7 separate regions of the Homo sapiens genome follow, and regions 1, 2, 3, 5, 6 and 7 are each linked to region 4. The links are chromatin loops, found by intact Hi-C in ENCODE. Cell type or tissue: endothelial cell of umbilical vein. All regions are shown on one strand. Region 1 has its middle 21 kb from the start of ASB15. Region 2 overlaps POT1 (protection of telomeres 1). Region 3 overlaps HYAL4 (hyaluronidase 4). Region 4 has its middle 47 kb from the start of HYAL4. Region 5 overlaps POT1 (protection of telomeres 1). Region 6 overlaps WASL (WASP like actin nucleation promoting factor). Region 7 overlaps LINC03043 (long intergenic non-protein coding RNA 3043).

Region 1 (4,000 bases), 220 kb before region 4:
GCAGTACTTGATTTTATGTTTCTGTATTAATTCACTTAGGGTAATGGCCTCCAGCTGTATCCATGTTGCTGAAAAGGACATGATTTCATTCTTTTTATGGCTGTGTAGTATTTCATGGTGTAGATATACTACATTTTCTTTATAAGTGTAATTGGGAAAATTTTAGATAAAAATACTTTCTTAGTTATAGTTAAAAATAAGGATCTTAGATTTACATTTTCAGTGAATAACTATTGTTAAATTTGTTTTGCTATGTACTCACTGTAGAGGTTACAATAGTTATATGTTTGTTCTATGAATTCTTTTGTATTACCAGTTCACTTCCATGCAAAGTAAACTCTCTATAAATAGTCTCAAAAATACCATGAAGAGTTGTTCTGATTTCTTTTCTCTCTATTATCTGCCCCACTGTAGCCTGAGGGCTTAATAGATAATTGCAGTCAAAATGAAAGTTAAAACTTAATTTAGAACAAGTTTGCAACATGCCTGGTACCTTGGGATTTGCAAATCTATAACTCCTTCTGCTCCTGGGAGTTGAGTTAATTTGGCAAATCACACTAACTCAATTTTCACTAGGTCTTTATTAGAAACAAATCTATTATGCTATAGAATGCATTGTGGATTTGGCTTAAGACTCCCAGCTTGTCATTATTCAATATTATGAAATTCCTATTTAGACATTTAGTTTAAGTGAGAACATAAAGCATATAATAAAACTGCAGGTTTCTCTTGCCATTGTTTAGGTCTCTAGGTTTTCAATTTAATTCTCATTTATTGAATGGCCACATTGTCCAAAGCCTGTTACACCTCCTGTCCTTAAAAAAGTTACAATAAATCCTGATGTAACAAAGGTACATAAATAATTACTATGTAAGGCAAACAAAATAAATATGATAGGGAAATAAAGGAGGAAAAGAGATTGGCGGGATTAGAAAAATTCATGGAGATGGAGAAGGATGGTCTAAATTGGGTCTTAAATTAGCAGAAGGATTTCTACTGAAGGAAATGGGGGAGTGGCAAGAAAGGGCATTTGAAAGGACAAGATGAACAAGAACCCAGCGAAAGGATGCGTTTTGCCTGTTCAGAGAGCAAACAGGAGTTATGCTAAGGTGGCAGATGAAGTCCTCAGGTGCATGGCAGGCCGTTCTCTGTTGCACTGCTTTTTACATTTTTGGCTTTGCTTGTTAAGTTTTTGGTTTGAGTTGCTTGAGTCAGTGAGTGAAGCAGTCATCACAATCAAACTTGCTAGGCACAGGAGAGGCTTTGAGCTTGCCTCTGCTGTGAGCCACTTGACCAAAAACTGCTCAGGGTAGTTATGTGGCCTTAGGCAATTTTACTTAACCCCCTAAGCCTTACTTCTTCCTTGAAAAATGGTCACAATAATATGACACCTACTTTGCAAGAATGCCATGAGGTTAAATGAGATAATGCATATGAAAACCCAGAACTGCATCATATGGCACCTTTGTGCAGTTTGGAAAATTTTGATCATCTCTCCAAGTGAATGCAACCCTTCTCTAGGGCACCCATGTGGGTGAGTGGAGATTAAGATGGATTCCAGTCTCCCCATAACCTCACCCAAGCAACCTTGTGCAGTATACAACCTGCACAACCGTACCTGGAAGCCCTGAGATAAGGGCTTAGAGAAATGCTTAGGTATAACAAAATCTAAATAAACATAGCCATCATTATAATTATTATACCGCAAACCACTAAAAAAACGCAGTGTTGAAGCTTGGTCAGAGACCGTTCGGTTAAGTCTATTATGAAAAGAGACCAATATTAACAATGCACACCTAAGTCTCAGCAAAGAGTTCAAAATACAGAACAGGAAACCAAACCAACAGGCGTCCATTCCTGTGTGACTCTCCTTCCACTAGATGGTGCTGGCTTTCTTCAGCTTGTTGCAGTAGAACTGTCTTCCACTTAAAAATGGCTTGTATTTACGGATAATTCAGGTGGTATCTGTGTCCCACCAACCTCCTTCAGCTCTTTGCGGAGGAGGAGGTGTTTCTCTGAGAGCATGAATGTTGCTCAGGGCATGAACACCGTTCAGAGGACATGATACTTACTAGATAGTAGAAGGGTATGGGAGATCTGTAAGCCACTAAGGAGAAACTCCATTAAATTCCTAACACTTTGAATTCAAAACGAGTCTATCATCAGTAATTAATTTATCAAATAACAGCATCATTTTACTATTTGCCCTTCTTGGGCATTGTGAGAGTGTGGGAGTGAAAACAAAACATGATCATTCAAGTGAGCACTTAAAAAAAAAAAAAAAAAAGGTACTCTCCAGATACCTAGACTCCATGCCAGAGAAAGGGGATCCCATCCAACTTAAGTCCTAAGGGCACATTTTTGTTATTTCTACCTTCATCTTTTTTGATGTGTCATGTTCTAAAGACCTTGTGAGCTTTGCTACATATTAGGTTTCTGAAAAGTCTTTCGGTTAAACTGATATACATCAAATTGTGAGGAGAATTTGCTACTTAAGAAATGATTTGCTCAGAGTGAGAACACCACTCAGAGGAAATGATTCCTACTAGATAGTAGGATTGTAAAATTCTACTGGAAGTAGGCTGTAACATGAAAATTTTCTTTTATCATTGTTTAAGTCCAGCTATGAATATATCACATATGTTTGTATATTTTCTCCCTTTTTGTCACTCCCAAGACTGTCAAGTTTTGAGGAAAAGACATGAAACTTCAAGAGTACTGTTCAAAAGACTTCTGCAAACCATTTAAAACTATATAAATGAACTTTTTAGGTAAAGCAAATGGATTGACTAGCAAACTGTAAAGAGCTTTTTACCTGCACCAGCCATGAATTCTGGGGCAGAAATTGTGTACTGTTGCTCCATTTCCATTTGTGAATAGAGAACATCTTTTATTAATAGATGAAAATCTCCATCTATATTGTAATGGTAAAATATCTGCAAAACAAGGAAAGGGAGGAGAAATTGCTCAAGCTGATCATGATCTTTTCCTACCTAAAATGCTCCTGTGGCTTCTTCTTGTCTCCTGCAGTGGTTCTCAGGCCCAGACCACTTTGAGGGACAGGTTCAACCCACAGTATGTGAAGGTAACGTCCCTGTGGAAGGAAGGATGTGTGACAATGGGAGATGGGGAGGGGGGGTTGCATTACAATATCCAAAGGGAGTGAGTGCTTCAGAATGTTAAGACTCCACAGATGGCCTTTAGAGATTCTGACAAATAACACCACTACCCTAGTGCACCCCAAAGAGAAAGCCTTTTCTCATTGCCACCGTCCTGGAGGAAGAAATAAAATAAAGCCCCAAATTCTTTACTCCAGTATATAGTTCAGTATATACATATATCCTACATATTCTAACTCTTACCTAAAGCTCCTGCTCATTGTCTGTAGGTTCCTCAATGCGTTCTGTGACCAGCAAGAGTAAATGATCAGCATTCCCCCCAGATATGCCATTTTCCCTCAGATCTATGTGTATTTTCTCTGCCTGGAATGCCTCTCCCCTTATACATTATCTCGAAAACTCCTTCTTATCCTTCAAGTCTCAGCTCAAGACTTTATATCGTCTAAGGCATACTCTTGGTCCCCTCCTGGAAGCTAAGCATCACCTTCTTTTGATCATCTATTCATCCCCTCCACTGACTGAGAGTAAGAACTGCCTTCTTTAACATTTTCATTGCACCAGGCACATAGTAGCTAATAAATACATACTTGGCAAATAAATGAATGCAGTATTATTCAAAGAGGAATATACCTCATTTAGAACGCTCAGAAATGATAACTTGGTACCATGAAAGAAACTAGTGTAAATCTTGTTTTAAAAATTAATCTACTAGCCTCTATTTTAAAATTTAATTTTTATAGCAGGCAAAGAGATGGCAAGCATCACAAACAAATATTGTAGTGGAATTTGGATCTTTAAAATTATAGACTGTTCAGATGAGAGAACATAAAATGATAACATTGTAGACCTAGGTGCAGTGGCTCACTCCCGTAATACAAGCT
Region 2 (4,000 bases), 1.0 Mb after region 4:
CACCGTGACTTATAGATTATGGCAATCTTTTTTTTTTTTGAGATGAAGTTTCGCTCTTGTTACCCAGGCTGGAGTGCAATGGCGCGATCTCGGCTCACCGCAACCTCCGCCTCCCGGGTTCAAGCCATTCTACTGCCTCAGCCTCCCGAGTAGTTGGGATTACAGGTATGCACCATGATGCCTGGCTAATTTTGTATTTTTAGTAGAGACAGGGTTTCTTCATGTTGGTCAGGCTGGTCTCGAACTCCCGACCTCAGGTGATCTGCCTGCCTCGGCCTCCCAAAGTGCTAAGATTACCAGAGTGAGCCACTGCGCCCAGCTGGCAATCTTAATAAAAATCCCAGCAAGTTATTTTTGGATATTGACAAACTGATTATAAAGTTTACATGGAAATGCAAAAGATTTACAATAGCCAACACAATACTCAAGAAAAAGAAGAAAGTTGCAGGACAAACACTACACAATTTCAAGAATTACTATATAGCTTTAGAAATAAGGATGGTGTGATATTAGGAAAATAACAGACAGATTAAAACAGAATAGAGAACACAGAAGCAAATTCACACAAACTGGTTTGACAAAGAAGCAAAGGCAATTCAATGGAGAAGGAACAGTCTTTTTAAGAAATGGTACTGGAAAACTGGACATCTGCATGCAAAAAAAAATCTGGACACAGATCTTAGAGCTTTTACAGAAATTAAGTGATACTGTTTTATATGAGACTCTAATGGTGGGTACATGGTATTCTGCATTTGTCAAAACATAAAGAACTGTAAAGCAGAATGAGTGAACCCTAATGTAAACTATGGTCACAATAAAATAGTGTCAACTGCATTAACTTGGCATGAATATCAGTGAATACTGCTGCAGGTCCTTAAAGTCTAAGAATGACTTTGTATTTATATCGTTTTCTTTGGTTCATCTCTAAGTCCAGGTCAGTTTTTGATTTTGTTACTTCCTAACCAGAGCAGTGCCATACTGCAGTAAGATCCTAGCCCTTGGTCCAGGTTATAATACTTAGAAACATAAAATAAAAATAGCTCACATTTCTTATATTCCTTTTACATTTCAAAGTGCTTTTACATACATTCTCATTATTTTTTTAAATAAGCCTTTTTTAAAAAGCAGTTTTAGGTTCACTGCAAAATTAAGCAAAAGGTACAAAGTTTCCCTATGTCCCCTAGCCTCTTCCCCATTATCAACATCTTGCACCAGAGTGGTAAATTTAGTCAATCAAGAAACCTATTTTAAAAAACCATTATCACTCAAAGTCCACAGTTTACATTAGTAACAAACCATTATCACTCAAAGTCCACACTTTACATTACTAACAAACCATTATCACTCAAAGTCCAGTCTATATTAGGGTTTACTCTCAGTGTTGTACATTCTATGTTTTCTTTTTAAGACTTCATTTTTTTTTTTTTTAAGGAGCAGTTTTAGGTTCACAGCAAAATTAAGAGGAAGGTACAGAGATTTTCCGTATCCCCTTCTACCATACATGCTAGCCTCCTCCAGTATCAACATCCTCTACCAGCGTGGTACATTTGTTAAAAATGAACCTATACTGACACATAATCACCCAAAGTCTATAATTTACATAGAATTCCCTCATTTATTAAAAATAAAGTTAAATATTACTCTAAGGCAAATTAAAGAAGGTATTTTTCTTCTATTACAAAAGGTTTCAAGGGAAGAAAAGCCTTCAGAAAAACAATGAAAAGGTTTCAAGGGAAGGAAAGCCTTAAGAAAAACAATGAAAAGGTTTCAAGGGAAGGAAAGCCTTAAGAAAAACAATGAAAAGGTTACAAGGGAAGAGAAGCCTTAAGAAAAACTCTAAATTTGCCATGAAAAAAAATTCACAGTACATATTTTAGATAAATGAGATAAAAATTAGATGAAAATGAAAAGAAAATGAAAAACCAAACATGATAAATTTCATTTAAAACTTGTCAAGTTATCTTTACTTGTTTCAATGGTCTCTTCTTTGATTTTGATACAATAGATGACTTTCACCCTATTTCTATGAAACAACAGTGACATCCAGAGGCCAAGAAAACAGCAATGGTACATAAGCAATCAGCCTCTTTTATTATTACTTAACTAGACAATCAGCTTAGCATTGACAAAATAAAATGCAATCCAACAATATAGTTAAATGTTAACACTTGAGTCTGAAGTACAATTTCAAATGTAATTAAGATAAATTTATGAACGTGTGCTTATATATATTTGAACCTAGTTAACATATATATTCAATTTTGTTAAATTTAAATACTATTTTTACTTTATATGTACTAGGTTGTCTGTAAAATGTATTAAACAATAATTAATTAGGAAAAATATGCAAAAGGAGTATTCTAACAAAACAGTGACTTAAATATCTTACCTTCTATCAAAAGTAGACATTCATTTGAAAGCGGGAGAATACCATTATTTTTCACAAAATGAACTGCTACTTTTCGTCCTTTTTGATTTTTAGTGGTCCAGATTTTTGAATCATATAATGATGTATTTTGTAGCTTGACATCTGGGGTTTTAGTTGCACCATCCTGAAAAATTATATCCAAATCGCCCTCATGTGGAACTTCTTGCCTAAAATTATTGGCAATGAAATGATAGAAATCGATTTTGGTGTAAGCGTGAAGATTTCCATTTAACAAGTTATCAAATTAAAAAGTATCATTCTTACATGTAGATGAGTCAGTTACTTTTTCTTAAATTATGTAAATTATGGAGATAATTCACTTTGCAGAACAAATAACTTTTTTTCAATAGATAATTATTTGATATTTTGTGGGTAAGTATATCCAAATCATATTTACATTAACTACCAGTGATTTCTATGCCTGGTTTTGTGATACAAAGTTACTCATAATTATTTCTAGCATCAATTTTTTTCTCCTCTGTAAAGAATGCTAAATTTCCCAGTAGGAGAAAAAAATGCAGTGGCCCCGTCTTCACTCCAGTTAAATATCCACTTACCACACTTAGGGAGAAGGGCACTTCTAAACTAATAATATTTCCAATTCTGTTTAATAATTAATAATTTTAAGAAGTCATATGGTTAGGTACCATGTAGCAGAAATGGCATCATTTGGAATCAAAAGGTGTATGGCTTTCTTCTGGTTCTGTTGCCAGTTAACTGTGTAACTTTAGACAGTTTCCGTTAATTTCTGAGATAATATCCTTATTTGTTTAAAAAATGATCGCGGAGAGTGGTTTTATTTTACAAAGCTGTATGATTTTACAAAATTCAATAAACCAAAGTTTGATAATATTTGAAGAATTATCTAAAATCCTTATATATACATTTTAATCCCAACCACCATTTCAAGCTCAAATGGGTAAAAACAGTTCCCTCACATTTTATTTAAAGAGATTTTAAAATAAAAAATTTCTTCAAACAAACCCAAATTTTGGATTGGAAAATATATGTATATTAATGAACACAGATACTCACAATTTATAAGCACACAAATACATGGCGATGTACATAGATATTTACACATTGTAGCACATTTTAGTGAAGACTCAATTTAGGGCATCCAAATGCATATAACCATCAATTATCTACATTTTCCAAAACATCATTTTAGATATTCAGAGGAAAAGTAGGCAAATTGCAAAAAGATGAGGAGCTTTTAAAAATGATTTTCAGAATATGTCTTGAGCCGATTATGTAGTAAAAGGATTACAAAACAGTTATATACATTTATTACATATTTATATAATCACTGATGTTCAGAGTAAAGGCACTGAGAAATTCTCAATTACTAAAGAAAATTTAAATTATATTTATTATATTCTAGTTATTAAGCAGGACAGAAGTTTACCAACAAGGCTCTCTTTATCACTTAATTAGATATTTCAAGTAATTACAACTCCTTTCAAAAATTTCAGTTAATAAAGGTTTATATTTCAGAAGATACTTCTGTGACAAATGAGTCTGCCCAAATATATTCATCATTTATTATTTCTCATTTGCCTTTATCAGAGT
Region 3 (4,000 bases), 74 kb after region 4:
CCTCCAACATCACTCATGAGGTGAAGGAGGAAGGAAAAAAAGTCTCTGTTGTGAACTTCTATTCATACCACCCAGAAAAATCAGTGAAAAATAATTGAATGAAGAATAATAGGAAGTCAGTACCGTCTGAAAGGTTTTAAAAAGTTATCTAGGCCGGGTGCAGTGGCTCACACCTGTAATCCCAGCTCTTTGGGAGGTTGAGGCAGGTGGATCACAAGGTCAGGAGTTTAAGACCAGCCTGACCAAGATAGTGAAACCTCATCTCTACTAAAAATACAAAAATTAGCTAGGTGTGGTGGTGGGTACCTGTAATCCCAGCTACTCAGGAGTCTGAGAAGAGAATTGCTTGAACTCGGGAGGCAGAGGTTGCAGTGAGCCGAGATTGTGCCACTGCACTCCAGCCTGGGCGACAGAGCGAAACTCCATCTCAAAAAAAAAAAAAAAGAAAGAAAGTTACGTAAATCTTTATAAAATAATCTTGACTCTGGAATGGAATCAAAATTTAAATACCAGTTTCTTTTGTAAGACGTCTTTTCTATATTTGACTCAACCAAGTTCCTTTCTTTAGTGATAATAAATTGACTTTTGGAAGAAACAATAAACTCTGAGGGACAAAACGTTCATTTCAAAAGATGAATTTAGACTACTGGGACATTCTGCACATTCTGTGAACCTGGTATAAGCTTCTTTTTCTATAGCTACAGCCACGGAAATGCTTTCTTTCCTCAGGAAAAAAGGAGCAACAGTTTGGGTTTCATCTCATTCTGCACTCTTTTTTTCCGAGTGGCAAGCTATTTCCAAGTGTTTTAAACTATAAGTGTACCCACCATTGTACCCTATTGACTTTAAAAATCTGCCCATGATTTTTTTTTTTTTTTTTAGATGGAGTTTCCCTCTGTCTCCCAGGCTGGAGTGCAGTGGCGCGATTTCGGCTCACTGTGACCTCTGCCTCCCGGGTTCAAGTGATTCTCCTGCCTCAGCCTCCAAGTAGCTGAGGTTACACTGCATGCGCCGCCATGCCCAGCTAATTTTTGTGTTTTTAGTAGAGACGGGGTTTTGCCGTGTTGGCCAGGCTGGTTTCGAACTCCTGACCTCAAGAGATCCACCCGCCTTGGCCTCCCAAAGCGCTGGGATTTTAGGTGTGAGCCACTGCGCCCGGCCCCGCCCATAATTTTTTAAAAGCCTGATATTCATTTGTACCAAACTCTTAATGACCATTAATGGCTTCCATTTCTGATTTTCCCAACAATGTCTGAATTTTAGAATGCACACACACATACAGTTAAGATTACAAAAAAGATTCACTAGTAAGTAGCAAATCTCTTAACCTCCCTGGACTTAGTGTCTTAGTGTCTTCATGTACAAAATGGGACAATATTACCTGCCCCACTGACCTAGCAAAAGTATGATGTAAATCAAATGAGAACATGCATATGAAAACTTGAAGCTCTACAGAAACCTATGTGATATGGCTATTACTTTTTTAACAGCCATCAAAGCCTTAAACTTAAACATGGGATATTTAAGAGTGGTATCTCAGGCAATAGCTATAGCGTGGGGATATAGAGGCAGTCAAACCTCATTTCAGACAGAAGATTGCCTGCATTATTTACATATAAATGCAACCTAGACATAACCTGATGCTGTGCTTTTAAAACATTTATTATTTATTATTAGTTTTTCATTTTTATACATTTACAGGGTGCAAGTGCAGTTTTGTTACATGGACATATTGAGTAGTGGTGAATTCTGGGCTTCTAGTGTACCCATCACCCGAAAAATGTATATTTTACCCAACAGGTCATTTCTTATCCCTCACTCTCCTCCCACCCTTGCACCTTTTGGAGTCTCCAATGTCTATTATTGCACTCTGTATGGCCATATTTACCCATCGTTTAGCTCCTACTTATCAGTAAAAACGTGATATTTTACTTTCTGTTTCTGAGTTATTTCACTTAAGGTAATGGCCTCCTGTTCCATCTGTGAGATGTGCTTTTAAAAATTAACAACAGGAGTTTCCTTGCCTATAGATTTAAAGATATTTATCCTTGTTATTAATTCATGCTGTCTCCGGTAAGGCACAAAGGCAGCTCATTAGTAATGCTCCAGCTCCCCACAGTGGGCACGTTGCTTACATGCACTTTGATAAGCGTCAGGGACTGACACCGAAGTGTTGAGTGAATCCCCTGAGTAGCCCTACCCTCTACTTCTGAAACCTTGATTCAGGTCCAAGGATCATGTGTAGGTGCAAAGCACCCTGTGCCACACTGGGACCTGGGAGGCTCATTTTCAGTACATCTACTTTGTTCCTTCTTTTTTCTGTAATGTGACAACACCACTGTGGCTCAAGCTTTCAGGTGGTCCCAATCTGCTCCCAGAGGCACTTTATCTGTGACTTTCCTAGCTGGGTAGTGCCCTTGATTTTCTGATCCCCAAAACATAGCTGCTTTGTGATTCATTCAGCACCCTACTGTCTGTGAGGTGACAGTGAACTAATTTGGTGAGAAACTGATTTGAAAACTAATTTGGAAGAAACTGACAGCAACCTCAGAAGGTGTGGCTTTCACCAGAAACATCTGACGCTTACATACTTACTATAGACCAATAATCTATAAATATAAAATGTAAATGTTATGTCCTTATTCTCCTTTGATGACAATGCCTTCATCAAAAGGAGAGCTGTTAGGGATTTCTGCCCTGATCATACCATGTGACTATATGACACCATTTTCAGGGAAGTTTCAAAGTGAGCGGAGTGAGGAGTTCTGCTCCCTTATGTCTTTGCCCAAAGAGGGAGTGGACGCAGACTCAGCAGAGTCTGCAGTCTTGGTACTGCAGGGATGGCTCCTCCTCTGTCCCTGTTCATCGTGCCATTGACAATTTTCAAAATCCTTTCATTTATACTATCTCATTTGAGCCTCTCAAAACCTCCTCTCCTTCCTTTCATGTCAGCTATGACCTGTTCAACAGATATTATAATCATAGGGAATGAAAATGGATGTTAACCTGAAAGGGAAATTAGTTTAAACCAAAATCTCTTTCCTTGTTGAAAGTCACAAGACAATTGCCCAGAAAAAAAAAAAAAAAACTTTAAAAACTGATATTGTAAAACCTTTTTTTGAGTGTTAGACAATAAAAGTGTCAGATAAAGAGACTTATCTCTCAAGTATTAATATTAAGTGCCCAATGGCAAAATAGCATTTACAGTTCTGCTTTTATTTTCCACCAAATCACCTAATAACATTTTCTAGCGTTTAATTGGTAGAAATTCACCCTTGGAGTAAAAGGTGAATGCTTAGTATCCTAAAGAGTGGGGTGAGGGAATGTGTTGTAATTTAATAAACTAGGAAACCAACTACATACATTCAAATCTTAATTTGCTCCAGAAAACGGCCTAGATCCCTGTTAATCTTTAAACATTAAAACAATAACCCTTTAAGATTATAAAATCAAAATTCTCTCTGCTAAAACCTTACCTTTGTCTGTCTTAACCATATTGCAGAAAATTCCAGCGACTTTACCATGACTGGATGAGTCATAAATAAAACCCATTAGGTCAGGTACTTAGAAATTAAACACACATAATTTCAGGGACAAATATAAAAGCTGGACCAAATCAGAGCCTGCAAGCCCTTAACGTTGCTTCTTTGCCTGGCCTTGGAATTGAAATGACTATGGGGATGAAGTGTCACTGGGGCATGTTGCAAAATGGAAAAGGAACCTGGTTAACAGGATCGCATTTGGAGAAGGAAAACTTTTGGATTCTGTTTCCAGGGCACATACATATGACCTGGTATGTGGGTATGTGCCCCCGATTTATTTCAATTAAATAATTTCTGATAACTATTTACAGCCTCATTGCCTTCAATATAATATCCTGCATGGCAAAATATGTTTTTCTTTAAAAATATTTATGTTTTTGCATATGATTACAGAGTGTGATTTTTGAGCATTGGTTTATTCAGCATTTGTGTCACTCTAAGAAAATAGAAAATAGTAT
Region 4 (4,000 bases):
AGATAAGTGAAAACGTGTCCACATAAAAACTTGTACACTAATGTTTATAGCAGCAGTATTCATAATAGCCAAAAGGTAGAAATAACCCAAATGTCCACCAACAGATGAATGGATCAACAGAATGTAGTATATATATACAATGGAATATTATTCAGCCATGAAAAAGAATGAAGTGCCAATACATATTACATACTACAGCATGGATAAACCTTGAAAATATTATATCAAGTGAAAGAAGCCAGTCAGAAAAGACCACATATTGTATGATTCCATTCATATACAATGTCCAAGATAGGCAAATCTATGAAGATAGAAAATAGATTGGTGGTTTCTTGTAAGTAGGGAGGTGATAGCTAAGGGGGAAACAAGATCTCAAAAAAAAAGTCAGGATCTGGATCAAGAGTCTGTGCTCTCAATTTCTGGGCTATGCCCATCTTTCTTGATCACAGAAGCCTACTGACTAGGACTTCTTGCTGTATATATTCACATACTATAAAATACATGTGGTTTTGGTATTCATATGGGGGCAAAGTCAGGTAAAAAGTATCCTTAAGGTAAAAGGTTAAAAAGAAGCCTGGCTTAATGAGACTCAATCGTAAATGGATGAGTAACAGGTTCTATGAAGTTTTAGCATCTATTTGCTATGACTATTCATGTACCCTTCTCTTTTTATAGAAAAGGTCTTCTATTCTCTCATTGCTACTGAACATCACAGAAAAAGCTATAATAAAGTGTCAGGGTAAAATTCCAGAACAGGTCCATCACATTGCTGCTCTGTTGAACTAAGTAACCTTTTAGTCAAATAAAACTCCAAACTTAATTGCTCAAGGAAGCAACGTTAAAATTCTGAGAAAAATGTCAGCTAAGTAAATGGGACCCAGATACTTGAAAGCTGAAAAGCCAAAAACTTATTTTTCTTGCCTTTGCAAAAACAAAACAAAAATAAAAACTATTATTTCTGAAATTGGCTAACAAATAAATCAAGTAGATATGAAAAAGGGCCCCTGTTGGCCTCTGCTGATAAGTACTAAGTAAATTGGAGATTGGAGGCCCACACTAAGGCCTGGGCCTAGCATATGTAAACTTTTTTAAATTACTAAGGCACATGGCTCTTTGAAGATAATAGTCTCAGGTTATAAGTAACCTTCTCATCATTACTAGACTCTGCTTTAACTCGCCTGGAATTCATACAAGTAGCTATCAATCAAAAATGGCAATTTGCAAAGTCATGCACTTTCTCTTTATCAATGTTTTCTAAGAAAAGCATTTTGTTCCCCAGGACTCAATTCCAAATTCTCAAAAAGCTTATATTTGAAAACTTAATTACACCTATGGCAATAATAATAATTTTAAAAAGTGCCCACAATTATAGATTCCTCAATAAGCAAGTCCACAAATTTTCCTTTTATTTTACCCACCAGAGGGTGCTACTTCCTTACATTTCCTAAAGATGTGGCCTGGCTTCTGAAGGAAATTTTTATATTGTTTTAAGTACCCTGTGTTGATATTCAAATTGGCAACTTTCTGTTATTCAAGACTCTGTAATGCAATAGGAATTTTGTAATTGGACACCTGTCAGCGGTAGTTACAGAGCTAGTTGCAACACACTCAGATGTTTAAAGTCACTCTTGTGTATTTAAGCCAGAAGTAAGGTCAAGTGATTACAGGTCAGTTGTGGTTATAGAAACTATGCAATTATCAGAGCCTCCACCCTTCTACTTGCTCAGTGCTTTATTCTTAATAAGGGAAAGAGTAGGTGTGTTCCTTCATCCCATAAACACTGCTTCATTTAAAGAGAGAGAGAGAGAGATTACCTACAATGATCTTAGAACCATAATTTAGCCCTAAATAAAGACTTATAAAGATCTTGCACTATCCTTTTCAAACCACAAAATGTAAAGCCATCTCTAAAAATGGATAATCATATTATCATGAGCTTAAAAGCAACCTTAGGAAAGACGAAGCTGAAACTAGGAGTGGGACAGGTGGTTGGGTGTGTCAATCACGTTCACGGGGCTGACAGAAACAGATCAAACATGCCATTTACTCCCTTCGTGGCATTCTTGCAATTAAATGAGTGGATAGGACAAGTTCTGACTAATAGAATGTTTGTGGATATAAGTGTGTCCTTTCCAGACTGAGGTAGTGAAAAGTCCATGCAGATTTCTCGTTTCTCTTTCCCTTTAATAGAATACCCAAGGAAGTGGCATATTTAGGATGAAGCAGCTACAAGATGGTGGCAGCTGAGTGACTGTGTGGAACATAAAATTCTGTTACTCTAGAGTATGGTCTAGGGGAGGGAAATAGGAAAGGAAGTAAGAGAAGTAACTGTGATCAGATTAGATAGAGCCTTGAAGGAAATGGGGAGCCATTGAAGAGCTTTGAGCAGAGGAGTGCCATGATCTGACTTAAGATTTTAAGAGAACACTACGCTTGCAACTAGACTGAAGGGGGCAATCATACAAGCAGGGAAACTTGTAAGAGGCTATTAAATAATTCAGGGCATCCACATTTATCAGAGTTCACTGTATATATCAGTAGACTCATTACAAACTCTTTTAGTATTGATAAAGTAATGTCATTTCTCTCTGACGGATTCACATTTAATGTATTTTCCTCTCTTTCTTCTCCTTATGTAAAGACATTATTTCTTTATTGTAGATTTCCCTTTAATTTTCTGGTTAAAATACAATCAGAAAAAAATTAATTTCATAGCTCCTTTTAAGCCAATATTTTCAGTTCCCTACTCTTTTATCAGCAGGCTCATTTTTCTAATCTTTTTGAAAATATAATACTATGGAAGGTATTTTATAAAGGTAATTTATAAATTTATAAAATTATAAAATAAAATTAAATTATAAATTATAAATTTATAATTTCAAAATAAAATTTATTTTGAAATTACACTGAGGCTGGGCACAGTGGCACATGCCTGTAATCCCAGCACTTTGGGAGGCCAAGGGGTGTGAATCTCCTGAGGTCAGGAGTTCAAGACCAGCCTGGGCAACATGGTAAAACCCTGTCTCTACTAAAAATACAAAAAATATATATAAATTTAAATGTTAGCAACATTTTGCTAACATTTTTGTTAATAATTTTTCATTTACTCATTTTGGTTCCATGTTTCTTGTTCTTTTTGTTCTTTTTATCAGATATGTTTTTCTACCAAGGAATGACTGCACTTTAAACAAGGTCTCTTATTTACTTCAATTCTAATATGAATTTTTGTTTGAATACATTATTTGGTACATGAAATCACTATTAACTAAAAATAGAAGTCTTGCCTGGACTTGGTAGCTCACGCCTGTAATCCCAGCCCTTTTGGAGGCTGAGGTGAGCTGATTGCTTGAGCGCAGGAGTTCGAGACCCACCTGGGCAACATGGTGAAACCCCGCCTCTACTAAAAATACAAAGCATCAGCTAGGCATGGTGGTGCGCCTGTAGTTTCAGCTATTGGAGGTGGGGCTGAGGTGGAAGGATCGCTTTAACTGGGTAAGTGGAGGTTGCAGTGAGCCGAGATCGCGCCACTGTACTCCAGCTTGGGCAACAAAGAAAGACTCTGTGTCAATTTTTTTTACTTTATTTATTTTTTTGAGACAGTCTTGCTCTGTCACCCAGGCCGGAGTGCAGTGGCGCGATCTCGGCTCACTGCAAGCTCCACCTCCCGGGTTCACGCCATTCTCCTGCCTCAGCCTCCTGAGTAGCTGGGACTACGGGCACCCGCCACCATGCCCGGCTAATTTTTTGTATTTTTAGTAGAGACGGGGTTTCACCGTGTTAGCCAGGATGGTCTCGATCTCCTGACTTCGTGATCCGCCCACCTCGGCCTCCCAAAATGCTGGGATTACAGGCGTGAGCCACCGTGCCCGGCCTGAAAATTAAAAAAAAAAAAAAAAAAATTAAAAAAAAAGAAGTTTTTCTTTTGATAGCTAAAATATCAAATAAGCATATCATCTTCTATGGTCTAATTAGAATGCAATCACTTCATTTTCTTGCATCT
Region 5 (4,000 bases), 1.1 Mb after region 4:
TTACATCTATATCATAACCAGGGAGTAGTATAAAGAAAGTTAAAGAAGAAAAGAACAAAAAGAAAAAAGAAAAAAATAATTTTCCTCATAGTCTTCAAAGTGAGACATTGGAAAAAACATAAAATTTTCTAGTTTTATCTCATTCTTTTTGACTGGATTATTTTGTGATTCTTTTAAAATATGTGTGTGTATATGTATATATAAATATATTAGTATAGCACATGTATGTATGATCTACAAAAGATTTGAAAGAAGGCCTAAACACATGGAGAAAGATATTCACATACAAAAGGCTTTGATATTACAAAAATGATAATTTCCTCCAAATTAAACTTTAAATTTTATGCAATTCAATCAAAATTCCCAGAAGCTTTCATGGAATCTGAAAAGCTAATCCAAAAACTTATACGAAAGAGAACAGTCAAATCAATTTTAAAGAATATGAGAGGGGGGCTTTACCCTATCAAAAAATACATAAAGAAAAAGGATAATAAACATAGGTATACGTACAAACCTACATATGGAGACACAGAGAGGAGAGCAAAAAAAAAAAAAAAAAAAAAAAAACCAGAGCAGGCAGGAGCTCAAAGAAGGTTCGATGTGTAGAGTTTTATTTCCTAAAATTTAAAAGTGTCTGAAATAAATGTGGCAAAACATTTAAAAAATAAGGTGAACACACGGGTGTTTATTATACTATCTTGTCTACTACAGTATTTTTTAACATAACAAAATTTCGAGGCCAAGATATAAGTTATTCACATAAAGATAAGTTGTTATTATCAAAAATTCCTTATGGAGGCAGCATTGTATTTTTTCAAAAGCTTGACTAAAAATACTATGAAATGTGCCAGATGCTCTATTATAAAAAAACAAGTATTGGTTAATCTTGTCAGTATTAAGATTCCAAAAATACAAATGAAACATCAACCAAAAAATTATAAAAATACAGTTTAAAAAACAACTATAGAAGTCTATTTAAATACTAAAAAAAAACTAGAAACACTAAAAAAAAAAGCAAAGTAAATATGGCTAGTAAGAAATGACTATCCCTTTAGAAATAATCAAACGATTTGTCATAAACGGTCAAGAATTTCCCTTTAGGTTTATTATTTTTAATTCCCTGAATATGTCTCAAAATAGCCAACCAAATCACAGCTGTTGAACTATTGAAGGCCAAAACATAATTATGACCACGTATATTTTATAATTAACAATTGTGTCTGGATAAGAGTAGGGATTTAGAAAGTAAAGCTTTAGTTTCCAGACAAAAGATTTGAAATCTCAGTTTATGTGACTGGGTCTGTGTAAAATGTTTAAGGGAATGATATAACAAAAAGTGAGATTCAGAAAATAGTTAAGGGCAATTCGGGCTCTAAAATACATTGCTTGTAGATGTTGATTATATTATATTCTATAATTGCATTATACTGTCCTCTTTACTAAAATAAAAACACATTTTTTCCTGTTTCTATACAACAAAAGTCTTTCGTACTGGTTCCAGGTATTTTGACACAAAAACGTAATTTTAAACAGTTGTCTTGAAAGTACCAAGAAGAATTCATTTATATCAATGTCACGTGAGTGAAGAGTTCCTAAATTAAGAAGAAATGTTACAGAGGTTGTCAGAAAACAAATAAATGTGATGTCAATGTGTATTAAATAAAAATCTAAAGTTATATTACTTACACAGAGAAAAATCATTTTCATATTGCATTGCAGACAAATAATATAATGCTATTGATATCTTCACAGAAAACACAGTGCCATACATTTTCTTAATTATGTGTGCTCATATCACCCTCTAGTGGGCAAAATAAAGCAGAACATAAAAAAGGAGAAAAGAATCTGGAAAAAAAATCCACAGCATTCACTGATTCATTCATTCAGCAGCAGCTATTACTTACTTCATCCTCACTACAGGGAAAGCACTGCGATAGGTGCTGTTCAGGACTAAGACAAGAAAAGCAGGAAAAGCGGAAACAGAAAGACCTACATTGGAAGACCTGTTTGGAAGCAGTATAGGGAAAGAGAAGGGAATAAAATGGCGAAGGAAGGTATGCAGAGTGTGGAACTGAGGTGAATCTAAAATGTAAATTCATTTTATTTATGAAAGAACTCTATGAAAAAACCTCCAGAACTGAACTTATCATATATTTAATTTTGAAATAAACTAATCAATGTAGATAATATCTTTCAGGGAAATAATGTCAAAAATATATCTTCAACAGTCAGTGTTTTCTGATATGTCACAGATGTATGTGCATACATATATACACACAGAGGACAAAAAAGTACAGTCACTATCTTCCTGGACCCTGGATTTAATCTAATTTATTGATTTGAGTTGAGTAAACTTACTTGGTTTGTTGTTGTTTTGTTTTCTAATTACTATTTTTTCTGTAACCCAGAACAGTATTGATGGTGAACTTATTTGTGATACAATGTAGAATGGATATATTTGCTACTCCATGGCCACTGATTTATAAAGGGAAATTGGGCATTGAAATTCAGATCTTCACTCTTACTGTTTTCTTTTAATTTCCTATAAGTAGGCTAGAAGATATTTGTGATGGAGATCACTTCCATTTAATGCTTTAAAAGATTAGCTCTGCAAAGAGACATTGTGGATTCAAACACTGGCTTCATCCAGATAGGGACAGGAGGCAGGGAAATTCTACGCAGAAGAGGGCAGGTCCCCAGCAAGGACCCTGCTCTCAAGCTGAAAAGCCTGATACCACGGCCCAAAGTGAGAACTTACATCCCTGTTTTCCTGCTCAAATGTTGCCTTTTCTAAAACCATCCATGGCCCACCCCACCTGACATCCTGTGCCCATAAAAACCCCAGGCTCAGCCGGCAGAGGGAAGAGAGGCAGCTGGCCATCAGACACTATGGCTGGATGTCAGAGAGAAGCAGCTTGACTTCAGAGGGACAGCTTGATGGTGTAACCTGGGAGAAGAATCTGGCCAGAGAGGGCCAGACTTCAAGGTAAGACTACCTTCCTGCTCCATCCTCTTTTCACTTCCCCTTCCCACTGAGCCACTTTCATCAGTAATGAAATCCCCTGAATTTACCATCTTCATTTTATTCTTGAGACCTCATTCCTCCTGGATGCTACACAAGAGCTCGGGTGCCACAAGTGTGGTGTGAGTCAGTCACAGCTACCCTGCACTAAGCTGTTAACACTTAAGCTGTCCATGGATGACAGAGCTAAAACAGTACTGTAACACTTCCTCTGGGGCTTCAGGGGTCACCAGCACCCTCTCAGATGCTGCTGTGGGGCCAGTACAGAGTTTGCTTCTGCCCGTGCCCAAAAGCCTTTGCCCTGGCTCCTGCACCTGCTCACCTGCATGCTCCCACTCCTGTGGTCTGAGTGAGTGGAGCTCTCCCCTGCCAGCACTGAAGCGGCTGCCTAGTTCCAGCACCTGTGCACTCCAGTTCCTGCCCGTGAAGGGGTCAGGGAAATACCCTGCTTCAATCCAACTAGCTGTGGAATCTTGAACCACTGATTTAACCTGAGTGCCTCATTTCACATTTGTAGAACGAGATGACTACCATCACCTGTCTTATAGGAGAGTACCAAATGCATATAAAGTGCCTAGCAAAAGTTACTCTTATTATTTACTGCATTATTATTTATCATACCATTCTTTACTACAAAAAGTACTTTCAAATAAAAGATATAATAGAGAAAAGAAATTCCCTACAATTTTTGTTAATAGTTAAGTACTGCCATATCTAAACTGTGCACCTTAATGTATTTCAGAAGACAGTATGCAAATTCTATAAATTACACAGTATACACACACCCAATTTATAATATTATAAACTTATAATATAAACTTGTAATATAAATATTACAATTATAACAAATTGTAATTTAACAATTTGTTAAACTAATGAACAAAAAGTTATCAGCTACATTCTATCAAACCAGTTTACCAAGCTTAGCATTTAAGTTAGCAATATTTTATATAGCCTTTTTCATTCTAAAGCAGTATT
Region 6 (4,000 bases), 120 kb before region 4:
CACACATCTAGCAACAGCTAAGACAAGACAAAATTTAGGTCATGAAATGCTAAGCAATTCAAGACAGAAAATAGTGTTTTGTTCAAGTTCCATAATGCAATCTGATACTGCTGAAATTGAACTTGCTGTTAAATAGAAACATTTTTTTTTAAAAATCCTAAGGTAGATTTTTTGTGGTTGTTAAATAATTCAGGGACTACTTCAAGTTTACTAGAAACGCCCCAATACACAAGTATCTGATTAGACTGAAACCACCTATAAATTACAATCTCAAAATAATTTTTACTCCAATAATTTTTACTCAAAAAAATTTACTCAAAGTTTTACTCAAAATAATTGTGTGCTATCTTATCTTGACTTGTCAATCTTGATGGTGTGCATGGCCAATTTAGAGTTACACTGGACTTGTGTAATAGTTAACACTGTATCAACAGTTAGTTAGCACAATCTGTGATGCTTTTCTTTTTTTGGAAAAACCTATGGCAGATGCATCCGGAGACAAATTTTTCAATAGGCTCCTCACGGCAATGGAGGATGCCAAGTATCACATACAGAAGTAAAGGCAGTAGCTGCAAAGCATGTTCTCTAACATATTCATAACAGTGTACTATACCTTTCCTAGAGGCTTCCTTAGAAAGCAAAGTTTTTTTTTTAATCCATGAATAAATGACCAAGAGATTATAAAGAATGCTGTGTTTTGGAGGTGAGATGTGACAATGTCAATAAATGTGGAAGGTAAATTTCCCAACTTTTCCATACAGGCTTTTCTATTGTACTATAAATAAGCCTTATCTCTATATTTGTCCTTTAGGAACTCCGTTTCTAAAACAAGAGTTATCTCGGGAATCCCCTCTGTTGATTAGATAAAAATGACCTGACAGAAACAATTCTTAGGCATCTTTAAAAAATTATTTTAAAAGTCTAATATATTCTTAAGTGTTCACATTTGTACAACAGAAACAACTTTTTAATAGAACGTATTACTCTTGAAATGGTTGTTAAATTTGGCCAAAGCTCTTAAAAGGAATTTTGTAGCATCCTACACTCTGAATTCCGCAACTCAGTTTAATCTTCAGACACCCACTTGTGCCAGGGTCAGTGAAACAGAAAATTCTATCTATCAAAAACAGAGTTTACCGTTTAAAATGAGCACCCTCTTTGATATCATTTATTAAAAGCTACTTATGTCCCATACAAACTGCTATATTTGGCATTTATTGAAACTACCAATAAACTCCAATATCATTCTGATTTAGAAAACTTCAACATTTCTGGTATGTGGAAGAGTTCCAAACAGTTTGACCTTGCAATGTCAATGCTCTGTGAACGACAGCAGTGGCTTCTAGGGGAGCTGCTGAGCAGCTGTCATGTTTCCCAACAGAACAGGGTGCAACATTCTTCTGCTCACCATGTTTATTTAATGGCACACTCTAACTCTCAGGGCATGCAGTCTGCTGAAAACATCAACCATTATCATTGATCGCTCTGTACCCTTCACTATACAGTTTAAAAATTTTAAACCTATTTTACTCTCTTAACAATAAACACATGAAACACATTATTTTATTCTATTTGGGTCAAATTAATTTTATTATGCTCCATGATGAATTGCCACCAGTGCAACATCCTATTCACTATACATTTCAAAAAAAGAATTCACATACTAAACAAAATTTCAGTTGTCTGAAAATGAAATGATTGAAAGTCTTTATGAATCTCATACATACAATATGTGGCTAGCTGAAATTGTCTATCACGTAGCATTTAGATATAAAAAGCCTCATGCTAGTTTGTTAAATGCAAAGGCTACCAGACGACCATTTAGCTGGAGAATATACGGAAGGCTTTCAGACAACGCACAGGTATAGTGCTGCTCACAGTGCAGGATGGTAGAGGACTGAAACATGCAACCTTACACCTTACTTGGTAAAGCAGATTTAGTCTTCATGCCTGGACTGAACTCCACAGCTGCTGTGTTTCAACCAACAGTAATTTAGACTTTTTGTAACAACAACCAATGTCTTTTTCTTCTTTAAGAAAAAAAGAATAAATTAATTACCTTTGGCAAATTATATATCCATTTTACATGTTTAAAATTGTGCTTTGAACTCGAAGAATGGGTACTCTCTGCTGAGAGAAGTTCCTGATAAATATATATTATACCAAAGTCAGCTGGAAAATCTAGAATTTCTTGGCCACAAGTTAAGAGAGATCTTAAATTGGCATTACCCTGAAGACATTTCTAGGAAATTTAAAATGTTTTTTATATTGTCAAAAAGAAAAAATTTTTTCAATTAACATTACTTAAAATAATTATAATGTTCCATTTAACTTTTGTACAAACTCCTGATTTTATTGGTTAGTAGTTGTCCAGCCTCATCTGCACCAGATTGACTGAGCTCAAGCCACAATAAAAATGATAGTAAGTAGAAAAAGGTTTCTAGCAGCAGAGGGCACTGTTGTTGCAAGAAACAAAAAGTCTAGAATCTTTCCCATGTGCTTAAATTACTCTTGCAAGAAAGATAACATTCTTTGAATAACTTAAGTATTTTACTGCACCACTTACTGCTTTCAGCAACAAAACCTTTTAAATTATTTCTTATGATAACTAGATGCATGATCACTAGAGATTATGTAATAAATGGTTAAAATTCAAGCCACATCTTGCAGGTCCAGCCTGTCAAGATCTGCCAATACGAGATTTTGGTTGGTACAATTCTAGATAGCGTAATTTTTAGTTGGATATTGTGACTATAGTAATGAAATACATTTGGAACTACATTATGCATATTACTCAATGTGAGAAAAATATGTTTGTATTTAAATCAGATAATTTTCTACCTAAAATTTAAAGTAGGTAGGTATGATAATTAGCATTATAAATATGAAACAACCACCTTTAGGCAGATTAGTGTAGTGTAGAGAGGCAAAGAAACCCTAATTTTAACACACCATTTAGTATGCATAACAAATGTGCAGGTTGTAAAGTTTTATCTTTAAAAAAAAAAAATCTATCATTCAGTTATCTGTTCCAAGAACTCTGACATTGGGACCACCAATCTTTTAAGAAAAATGTAACTCTTCACATGCTATTTGACAAAAACCCTCAAAAGTTATCCAAATCAATGCATGTTCGGTTCCGTGTTTTAGCGCACACCTTTGCCAACTAGATTACATTTTTATGGTTGGTATTTCTGAACACCTCAATCCACACAAAGTGCAAAATAAAAATGCTAAAATTCTACAGTATTTTAGTACTATTCTGATTTGTATAGTTTTTTTAACCAAATATTGGAGTTACCATAATATTACCTCAGTTCATGTAGAATGAAAACTACTCCCTAAATCCCTGAAACTCCAACTTAAATTTTGTTTCAGAGTAATACCAAAAAAATTTTCAAAAATTTTGCTAAAAAGAGCCTGTCACATTTGCTACAGCATAAAAATAACCCCAGTCAATAACAAGTATTTAAGGGCTCCTTATGATCCCAGTCTGCAAATACCACTGCTATACCAATAACAGGCAGTATTACTGTAAGAGGTGTGTTAATCGTCTTCCCCACTAGTATCTCTGTAGTGATTTTATGTAGAGCATATTGCTAAAATTTGAGAAACTACATCGGTGTAGTGATGTCTACAGAACTGTGCAATGTATCAGCTTCAACATTCATATGTAGCATTGTATTCAAAATAAAGGGGCTAAAGAAACTAAGGTCTGCATCACTTAAAAAAGAATGTAGTGCTATACTAGATTTTTTTTTAAGAAAATTTAGGTACAGAAAAAGTAGGGTATGAAAATAGTGTTTTCCTTCTGGCATTATAAGTAAATTACATTAAGGTTTTTGTCAGTCTCACATATAGTATTTAAACTCCCTTGTTGATGGAATGAAAAATATTCACAAATCAAGTGAGCATCCTGGTGTAAACTTGCACACAATAACAGGGAGTAGCTTTGTAGAGGATTACGACAAACCTTTACAGATTAAATGAGGTATTGCAC
Region 7 (4,000 bases), 990 kb after region 4:
TGAGTCAATAAACCTCTTTTCTTCATCAATTACCCAGTCTCAGGTAGTTCTTTATAGCTGTGTGAAAATGAACTAATACAGCTCCCTAACCTTACTTATCCTGCCTCAGTTTGACTGTTGTTTTAAAATTAAAATCACCCTACTTTGAAATTAGAACAAAATCACAAAATTTTATTAATTTACGTACCAAATCTTTTAAAACTCATAGGTCTACTTTATATTGCTCGCAATCCAGGAAGAAAAAAGGAAAAAGGGAAAGTGAGAGAGAAAAATATAGAATATGAATGGCAGAGAGAAAAAGCCAAGACACACATGGAGAACAATGATAGAGGATGTAAGTGATTCAAGAGGCATTGAGGCAGGAAGAAGAGTGTTGACTTAGGGAGAGATGGAGATGACGGTAGAGGGAAGAAGTGGTCAAAAAGGCGGAGGAGGAGGAAGCCGCAAAAGACACATCCCTGGACTCAGGAAATAAATCACCCAGTTGTCTGGAGCTGAGCAGACTAGGCAAAATGGCAGCATGCTAACCTTGAAAACGTTCTGGAAAAAATTGCTTAATAAAATGTATATATTAGGTTCTAAAAAAATTATCTTTGACATTCTGACTGAAGGAATTCATGTTCCTCATTCAATATGGAAATAAAACAAAATGTATTTCCATGTGACAGAAATATTTCTCACATAACAATTTTCTTCCTTTTAATTCAAGAAACCAGGAAGGAACTTTGCCATGAGAAAAATGGAAGAGAATTTTTACTGGCCTATCACTCATAAACTATTTTTCTTCCCCATTTCTTATCCTTTACTTTCTATTTCACCATACTGCCTTATCTGGTCATGTGTGTATGTATCTCTATCTATCTATCTATCTATCTAATATATGCTTTCATTTTTCTTACTTTTCCCTCAAAACATACGTGCCCTCTTCAATTATTTTGTGAATGTTAGAAATCTATTAAAACATACCATCATTGGCTGGGCACGATGGCTCCAGCCTGTAATCCCATCACTTTGGGAGGTCGAGACGGGCAGATCACGAGGTCAAGAGATCGAGACCATCCTGGCTAACACGGTAAAACTCTGTCTCTACTAAACATATAAAAAATTAGCCGGGCATGGTGGCACGCGCCTGTAGCCCCAGTTACTCAGGAGGCTGAGGCACGAGCGTCGTTTGAACCAGGGAGGTGGAGGTTGCAGTGAGCTGAGATCATGCCACTGCACTCCAGCCTAGGTGACAAAGCGAGACTCCATCTCAAAAAAAAATCAAATAACAATAAAAAAAGTTATTATTTCAACATGATAACCTATGTTCACTGATTATGTTTTTATTCATTCCTGAGAAAAATTAATGTGAACTGTTCATTTTATCACAACTCAATATCAACCCTGATTTTATTTTTAGCTCATTGCTGAAACTAAGAAATGTCCATTGACTTTCTGAAAGCAATAGCATAATGCTTCTACTTTTGTCATTAATGACAGTGATTGTGATAGATGAGCACCTCAAAGTTTCTCTGCATAAACATAGAACTAACTCAGAAAATTGTTCTTTAAAAAATATACACACCTGTTATTAATATAGTCACTACGTAAATACTCAGTCTTAAGACGGAGGAGTATGCAACTTCACTAACTATAATTGTTTACTAAAATAAATATTTCCATGCTATCCATAATGCTTTTAGTAAAAAAGGGAGGCTCATAACAATTGTAGTGCAAATTAAATCTGAATTTAAAAAACGCACAATTCTAATTGTTGAATTCCGAAAATAAATAGCCCAAATCATTCTTTTTTTTTTTTTTTTTTTTTTTTTTTTTTTTTTGTATTTTAGAACTCTCGAGAGATATGTGAAGGAAGGGATCCAGAATCCAAAGTAAAAGTCCACCACATATTCACAGCTGTGGCATCTTCCACCGCCTAGAAACTTACCCAGGAGTAAAGGCTTTCCTAACTCAGCAGCCTTAATGACTTGCCCAGAGGAACCTGGTCCAAAAGGCGCTCTCCAGGTTAGTGTAGTTTGTCCCTAAGCAGACTTCAGATAGTAGGCTGAGAGCGCATTTGGATGAGCTTACTAAATGGAAAGCCTTCCTTTTTTTTTGAAGTTCTGAGTGGATGCTGTAACTTTAGTCTTCCTCCAAAACTATTTGGAATCTCTGAAAACCTTCATAAACTCAAGAAAGGACCTATGTTTCTCATGGTCTCCAAACATAGCATTCCCAAGATGCTGCTTGAACTTGTAGGGTGTTTTCTCTGACTGGGCTGCCTTCTGGCACCAGATTTTTTTCTGCAAGATTAGTCCAGAATACTGTGGGAAAGAGCTCCCTCTCCTGCCGCGCAGAAGGTAATGCTACTGGATACGATTGCCTGAGTAGGCTAACTGCTTCCAGAAGCCAAACTTTAATTTGATCACGTGAAGTTTGCACTCTGGTTTGGATAGATCTTTTCTATATTTATAGTCCTTGATTTGTAAGTCCAAGTTTTATATATAAACAAATGCATAATTAAAACATCCATTCTAGATTGCTTGTATAAACAAAATGTATAATTTGCACTACAGATTTTCTTCAGAAAAACAACAATTACTTCGTATGTGCTTTTGGAACTAATAGAAATCTGTTCAGCTGTGATTTATATGCACTTCCAAAGTGAGATTGTTACAGAGGAAATTGTGGTAGTTAATCAACATGCAAATGACTTGTTTATGTATGACTTAAAATGAATTTTGACAGAAGTATGAATGCCAAATTTAAATCTTTAGCCTTGCAATGAAAATTACACAAACCACAGAAAGATCTGACTTACCTATAGAAATATTGAAGTTAAAGAGTTTTAATTAATGCTTGCCAGATTAATACTTTTCACTTGTTGATAACAGGTCAAATAAAAACTCAAAATGCTAGAAGTAAAAAAACACTTTTTTACTCAAAACCTTTCCTGTCACCTTCATCTGCAACATGTTATGTTACTCATTCTAGTAAATAGTTTTTAGGCATGTCTTCAGAATTCAAATTAGTATATCTATGATATGGTTTGGCTTTGTGTCCCCACCGGAATCTCATCTTGAATTGTAATCCCATAATCCCTCGGTGCTGTGGGAGGGACCCATGGGAGGTAATTGAATCGTGGGAGCGGTTTCCCCCATGATGTTCTCGTGATAGTGAGGGAGCTCTCATGAGATCTGATGGTTTTATAAGCGTCTGACATTTCCCCTCCTGGCACTCATTCTCTCTCCTGCCACCCTCTGAAGAGATGCCTTCTGCCATGATTGTAGGTTTCCAGAGGCCTCCCTAGCCATGCAAAACTGTCAGTCAATTTCTTTTCCTAATAAATTACCCAGTCTCAGGTATTTCTTCACAGCAGCGTGAGAACAGACTAATACAATCTAAGTGGCCATACTGACAGAATTATTTTTCTCTGTTTATAAATATTTGAAGTACTACAGTTTCTGAATCTCAAACATGAAAGTTCTTTTCACATTTGTTAGGAACTTTACAAGGTTTTAAATAAAAGAAAGGAGTTGTTATGAAAAAGGAAGATGAAAACAGAAACAAAAAAGTAATTAAAGCAATTCTCAGTAGTTGTCCCTCACCTGTGCTTTAATTCTCACACTGAATTGGAAAATCCCCAAATTAATATGAATTAACATTTATTGAGTGTTCCACAAATGTTAGCTACTATTATCTACTAGGCACTGTGCTGATTGCATTACATTCCTTATCCCCTTTAAACTTCAAGACTTCAAGGAAATTTAAGCAAATTGAGGCCAAAAGAGTTAAATAACGTGACCAAACTCACACTGCCAGGAAGTGGTGGAGCTGTATTTTCAGCCAAGGTCTGGCTCCAGACCCCATGGTATTAACCGCTACCCTGTACATTTCAGACTAAATGATTTATTAACAACTATGATTTCTCTGACAATGCTTTGACATTTCTTTTTCTTTTTCTTTTTTTAGACGGAGTCTCGCTCAGTCGCCCAGGCTGGAGTGCAGTGGCGCGATC

What was found. A loop is a pair of places that touch in the nucleus more often than their neighbours do. Peaks named below come from ENCODE experiments on the same cell type or tissue, not always from the same donor. Only the 100,000 strongest peaks of a DNase experiment are listed, where the experiment ranks them.
Region 1: it touches region 4 in a loop (2.5-fold over the local background); 8 of 110 quality-filtered maps call a loop at or near these places.
Region 2: it touches region 4 in a loop (10-fold over the local background); 8 of 110 quality-filtered maps call a loop at or near these places.
Region 3: a loop joins it to region 4, with 5 times the contacts of the local background. A loop is called at or near these places in 89 of 110 quality-filtered maps.
Region 5: it touches region 4 in a loop (6-fold over the local background); 8 of 110 quality-filtered maps call a loop at or near these places.
Region 6: a loop joins it to region 4, with 6 times the contacts of the local background. A loop is called at or near these places in 12 of 110 quality-filtered maps.
Region 7: a loop joins it to region 4, with 7 times the contacts of the local background. A loop is called at or near these places in 7 of 110 quality-filtered maps.

The regions. Positions count from the first base shown.
Region 1 is chr7:123,579,146-123,583,145 of GRCh38, forward strand. It overlaps a transcript of NDUFA5 not described here and a transcript of ASB15 not described here. Among named protein-coding and RNA genes, the nearest start is that of ASB15, 21 kb to the right of the region's middle. In endothelial cell of umbilical vein, a CTCF peak has its summit at 1,876 (motif pointing right); a DNase peak (open chromatin) is centred at 1,996.
Region 2 is chr7:124,838,584-124,842,583 of GRCh38, forward strand. It overlaps POT1 (protection of telomeres 1), which reads right to left. Exons shown (of 19, transcript NM_015450.3): 14 at 2,390-2,595. Among named protein-coding and RNA genes, the nearest start is that of LINC03043, 50 kb to the left of the region's middle. In endothelial cell of umbilical vein, no CTCF peak of the experiment used is centred here; a DNase peak (open chromatin) is centred at 2,028.
Region 3 is chr7:123,870,331-123,874,330 of GRCh38, forward strand. All of the region lies in intron 3 of HYAL4 (hyaluronidase 4), which reads left to right. Among named protein-coding and RNA genes, the nearest start is that of HYAL4, 27 kb to the left of the region's middle. In endothelial cell of umbilical vein, a CTCF peak has its summit at 2,151; a DNase peak (open chromatin) is centred at 2,111.
Region 4 is chr7:123,796,597-123,800,596 of GRCh38, forward strand. It overlaps a transcript of HYAL4 not described here. Among named protein-coding and RNA genes, the nearest start is that of HYAL4, 47 kb to the right of the region's middle. RefSeq lists enhancers at 1,369-1,890, 1,891-2,412. In endothelial cell of umbilical vein, no CTCF peak of the experiment used is centred here; a DNase peak (open chromatin) is centred at 1,605.
Region 5 is chr7:124,854,677-124,858,676 of GRCh38, forward strand. All of the region lies in intron 9 of POT1 (protection of telomeres 1), which reads right to left. Among named protein-coding and RNA genes, the nearest start is that of LINC03043, 66 kb to the left of the region's middle. In endothelial cell of umbilical vein, CTCF peaks have their summits at 1,786 (motif pointing left) and 1,990; a DNase peak (open chromatin) is centred at 1,805.
Region 6 is chr7:123,680,377-123,684,376 of GRCh38, forward strand. WASL (WASP like actin nucleation promoting factor) reads right to left here. Exons shown (of 11, transcript NM_003941.4): 11 at 1,567-4,000. Among named protein-coding and RNA genes, the nearest start is that of LMOD2, 27 kb to the left of the region's middle. In endothelial cell of umbilical vein, a CTCF peak has its summit at 2,443 (motif pointing right); a DNase peak (open chromatin) is centred at 2,465.
Region 7 is chr7:124,783,054-124,787,053 of GRCh38, forward strand. The region is part of intron 2 of LINC03043 (long intergenic non-protein coding RNA 3043); the gene reads right to left. Among named protein-coding and RNA genes, the nearest start is that of LINC03043, 5.8 kb to the right of the region's middle. RefSeq lists a silencer at 302-596. In endothelial cell of umbilical vein, a CTCF peak has its summit at 2,333; DNase peaks (open chromatin) are centred at 418 and 2,288; H3K27ac peaks cover 1,288 bases.